Regions from separate parts of the Homo sapiens genome. Here region 1 is linked to region 2. A link is an interaction called in ENCODE POLR2A ChIA-PET data of the cell type or tissue named here. Cell type or tissue: MCF 10A. All regions are shown on one strand.

Evidence for each region. Peaks named below come from ENCODE experiments on the same cell type or tissue, not always from the same donor. Only the 100,000 strongest peaks of a DNase experiment are listed, where the experiment ranks them.
Region 1: POLR2A ChIA-PET joins it to region 2 with 5 read pairs; 2 of 35 experiments call an interaction of 5 or more read pairs at or near these places.

Annotation. Positions count from the first base shown.
Region 1 is chr3:111,594,058-111,596,557 of GRCh38, reverse strand. All of the region lies in intron 5 of CD96 (CD96 molecule), which reads right to left. ZBED2 (zinc finger BED-type containing 2) reads left to right here and starts at 1,212. Exons shown (of 2, transcript NM_024508.5): 1 at 1,212-1,258; 2 at 1,492-2,500. The coding sequence starts at 2,357. In MCF 10A, no CTCF peak of the experiment used is centred here; DNase peaks (open chromatin) are centred at 1,097 and 2,167.
Region 2 is chr3:111,903,760-111,906,259 of GRCh38, reverse strand. The region is part of intron 2 of PHLDB2 (pleckstrin homology like domain family B member 2); the gene reads right to left. Among named protein-coding and RNA genes, the nearest start is that of PHLDB2, 46 kb to the right of the region's middle. In MCF 10A, a CTCF peak has its summit at 1,261; a DNase peak (open chromatin) is centred at 1,319.

The DNA.
Region 1 (2,500 bases), 310 kb after region 2:
AACCCACCAAAGATGACGATATGGTAATATCAGGAGTAAGTGGGGGTGTTATTATTTTACGAAGGCAACTGGCTCACTGAAGAACTCTGGTTAACGTCTAAAAATTTTGAAAAGATTTGACTTTCATGAATTCTCTAGGTTCAGATTTTCTGAAATGATCCAAATTTCAAACATTCTAGACTCTCTCTAGACTTTGCGTTCCAAGATTTGGTTTAGAAATGTGGTTCATGTTCTAAAACTCCTCCCAGTCTCATTCCTATTTTGAATCTTTTTCCCCCATCTTTTTTTTCTATTTTAATTTAACTGTCAACCTCTACATATTTTCTGCTATGCCATTTCTTTTTCTTTTCTTTCTTTTTTTATTTTTATTTATTCATTTTATTTATTTATTTTTTTGAGACAGAGTCTCCCTCTGTCGCCCAGGCTGGAGTGCAGTGGCATGATCTTGGCTTACTGCAACCTCCACCTCCCGGGTTCAAGCAATTCTCTTGCTTCAGCCTCCCAAGTAGCTGGGATTACAGGCGTGCACCACCACACCTGGCTAATTTTTGCATTTTTAGTAGAGACAGGGTTTCACAATGTTGGCCAAGCTGGCCACGATCTCCTGACCTCAAGTGATCCACCTGCCTCGGCCTCCCAAAGTGCTGGGACTACAGGCAAGATCCATGGCTCCTGGCCTGCAATGCCATTTCTATCTTTCCTTTTATAACACAAAGTTTTTTCTTCTTCTATTGATACCTTCTTTAGAGTCTTCCTATCTCCTCTTGGTAGGTTTTCCTTCTCAATCTAAATATGTATACACACACATATATATATTATGCATATTATATATAATGTATGTATATATATAATATATATGTGTGTATACATTTAATATTTCAGCCTTTCCCACTCTTCCTCCTTCAAATCGCTTGCTTTACTTGAGAGGTTAGGTAATCTAGTCATCAAAAAAGAGAACTAAGACTTGTAGGTGCTTGACTTACTGTTTTGCTGCATGACATATGCCAGGAACATCCTTTTCTTGGTGGTGGAGGGGGTGGAGAAAAGGTTTGCATCTGTGTCTAAGTGTTGCAGAAAAACCCAACAGGCACAGACACACCTACCTGGAAACAATGCTTCCCTAGAAGTGGGAGGAAACCAGAACTGGAGGTGCCCTCCTTCTGGGGGTAGGAGTCAGCTAATAGACATCCAAGGTGTGCAGGAGTGCTTTCACTCTGCGCAGGAAAGATCAGAGAGAAGTCCAGAGCCTTGCCTGCTTGTAAGTACCCACTTGTGGCTGGGGGGAATTTCCTAACTGTTCACGGTTGCAGAGCTTGATTAAATAAAGCTCTCATTAGTTTAAGAAATGACCCAAGAAAGGAGAGAGAAGTCGGGCTGTTTTTAAATGTAATATGATTTTCCATTTACTTATTTATCTTTAAAATGAGGTAAAGAGCAAAACATCTGGAGTAAGTTGCCTCAGGAAGGTCTTATTGGCTGTTGGCTTTGCAGGTGATCCTGGTGGAGAAGGTGGAGTATGGTGAGCTGCTTGCTAAGGACAGCCAGGCAACGCTGTGTTTGTGAAGATGTGCTCCACCTTCTCCTCTGTGCATCCCAGCTCCTCCTGCTGAAACAGCTGAGCTTGCTTTTTGGATTTCTTAGACTCCTGGCCTCTGAGAGACACCTCTAAGGACAAACTGACCTTGCATTGGGAACTTTATTATCCAGATCCTCATAGGCTTTGTCTACTCTGGATTGCTTGTTGCAACAGTTCTTAGGAAGCAAGATTGTCTCCTGCACCAGCATCTGCCTGTGTTTGCTTTTACCTACTTTGAGCAAGACCCAGTGAGGCCCTAGCTCTGTTGGTCCTGAAAAGCCTGAACCCTGAGGCTGTTTCTCCTGCCTCCAAAATGCAATTATAGGAAATAAGAAGCACAGAAACAGTGGAAACAACCAGGAGGAGAAACAAGAAAACCTAAAATTTTCAATATTCAAAAATACCTGTCGTGGTGGTTGATGCAGAAAACACTGAGTTCATCAAAGAGCTTTGTAATTGTTGGACCAGAGAACCCCTTTGCTACAGGAACTGATATGTTTTGTCTTTCTGGCCTAGTCAAGGGAGGATAAGTAAGTATCTGGGGCATGGAAGGAATGCACTCTTGGGCTGTTTTGCTTGTATCTGACTCACCCCTGACTCTCCAGTGAAGCAGAAAGGAAGAAACCTCACACCACCCAGGTGTGGCCAGACTTTGGCCATTATTGTGAATCCCCAAGAGTTACCACAGGCCCTTCCCAAATATATATTTAATCTTGTGGTTCAAATAAGCTTTTGGCTCACATCTAAGCACATCATAAAGAACGCTGTAGAAGAGGTGACATGATGAGGCGGGAAGACGAGGAAGAGGAGGGAACAATGATGAAGGCAAAAGGGGACTTAGAGATGAAGGAGGAGGAAGAGATTAGTGAGACAGGAGAACTGGTTGGCCCTTTTGTGAGTGCTATGCCCACTCCAATGCCCCAC
Region 2 (2,500 bases):
TTCTAAGAAATGCAAGGTTAGGCTATTTCATTTTTGTGCAAACATCAGGGTGTACTTACTCAAACCTATATAGTATTAGCCTACTACACACCTAGCCTATATTGTAATAGTTTATTGCGCCTAGGCTACAAACTTGCAAAGCATGTTACTGCACTGAACGTTGTAGGCAATTGTAACACCATGGTAAGTACTTGTGTATCTAAACATACCTAAACATAGAAAGTACACTAAAAATATGGTATTACAATTGTATAGGACCACTATCATATTTGTGGTCCATCGTTGACCAAAATAAAATATCTGCACACATAACGACATTCCAGTCAACAAGGTGCTACATATACAAAGGTAGTCCCATAAAATTATAATGGGTGTCATCTTCCATTCTCTAACCTGAAAAACGTAAAGGAAAAAAAAAGATTATAATGGAGCTGAAAAATTCCTATTTTTTAATGACATAATAGCTGTTGTAACATAATATGTTGCAACATATTACTCATGTGTTTGCTGCGATGCTGATATAAACAAACCTACAGCAAAACATGTTGAGGAATCCCTAGCTTACCCATGGGGTGACCCTCCCAAAGGTAGCTCAGACTTTTAAGGTAGGGTGTGGTGGCTCACGCCTATAATCTCAGCACTTTGGGAGACCAAGGCGGTGGATCACTTGGGGACAGGAGTTCGAGACCAGCCTGGCCAACATGGTGAAACCCTGTCTCTACTAAAAATACAAAAATTAGCTGGGTGAGGTGGCACGCACCTGTAGTCCCAGCTACTTGGGAGGCTGAGGTGGGAGGATCACTTGAGCCTGGGAGGCAGAGACTACAGTGAGCCGAGATCACACCACTGCACTCCAGCCTGTGTGACAATGAGACACTGTCTCAAATAAATAAATAAATAAATGACTTAAAAAAACAAAAAACAGAAAGCCAATCTCTTGACACATTACATCAGACCCCAACTGAAAGGGTTACTGTCTACTTTAGAATTCTTACACTTTTAAATGATTCCCACCTATCCCCAGAACAAAATAGTAGTCAACAGCAGTTAGCTAAAACTCACTGAGTGCTTGCTGGGTGCCAGACACAATCCCCACCTGTATTTTAATTTTTAATTTTCATGACTTTGTGGGGGGTGGTTTTATTCTAATCCCCATTTAACAGATAAGGAAAGTGAGGCACAGAGAGACTTAGTAACCTAATTAGAGGGCCCGCTCTCATGCAACTAGTGGCCAGTGTGAATAGGAAAAATCATTGCCGTTCTCTTTCATAATACACTTTTGCAAGATGATGAAATCATCTAACAATGCATTTCTCAGCAACACATTCCCATCATTAAGCAATGCATGACTGTTCATCTATGACACTTAGAAGGGTGTCTGGGACAAAGTAAACAGCATAAGCATTAGCTCAGTTATCTGAGGAGAGTCTCTCAGTCTTTCCAAGAGGAAGCCCTCTGCCTGCACCACTGCACCTTGTTCCCACTGTCCTGTGGTTTTGCTCTATTGATTATCCCTTCTCCTACACCTTTCCCTCTCTATTGACTCCTTCTCCTCTGTCTGAAAATGTACTCAAGTCCCTCCCTCCCCTCAAAATAAACAAAAAGCCATCTTGATCAGATTATCCAGTAGATCTACTTTTCTACTTCCCTACTTCCCCTTTCACACCCACCACACCCAAACTCCCAATCTCCAAGAAGCTGCTAATGCTCAGTACTTCCATCTCCACTCATTCCCAGAGCTTTGCAATCTGGGGCAGCATGCTCCTGCCTTTATGCAGACTGGACATCCCGAATGAGAAGGGGCATTTCACACTTTCCCCAGGAAAATTAGGAGTAAAATGACCAGAAATAGGCGAAGTGCTTAAAAATAAAGATATCAGGACTACAGGAGGCTCAGTACCTCTCTGTCATCTTATATTTTAATGATTTGTGGAATAAATTGACTTCTTACCTCCACAGAACCCTTGGCCTTTTTTTTTTTTGAGACAGGGTCTCACTCTGTCACCCAGGCTATAGTGCAGTGTTGCAATCTTGGCTCATTGCAACCCCCACCTCTTGGGTCCAAGCAATTCTCCCACCTCAGCCTCCCGAGTAGCTGGGATTATAGGTGCCTGCCACCACACCTGACTAATTTTTGTATTTTTAGTAGAAATGGGGTTTTGCCATGTTGGCCAGGCTGGTCTCGAACTCCTCACCTCAAGTGATCTGCCCGCCTCGGCCTCCCAAAAGTGCTGGGATTACAGGTGTGGGCCACTGTGTCCAGCTGGACTTGAAGAGCAGAATCTGTATTTCAGCTTAAGTAGAAAGAACATAGAGTTGGATTTGAAGTTCTGGCACTTATCAGACCTATAACACAGTTATTATTTTTTTTAATCAAGTTCAACCTTTCAAGCCTCAATTACATGGTCTATAAAACAGAGATGAGTAGATTAGTGCCTCCCCTTGGGATCTTGGAAGAATTCAGTAAAGAAATGTGTGTGCGAACATGTGATAGACTATG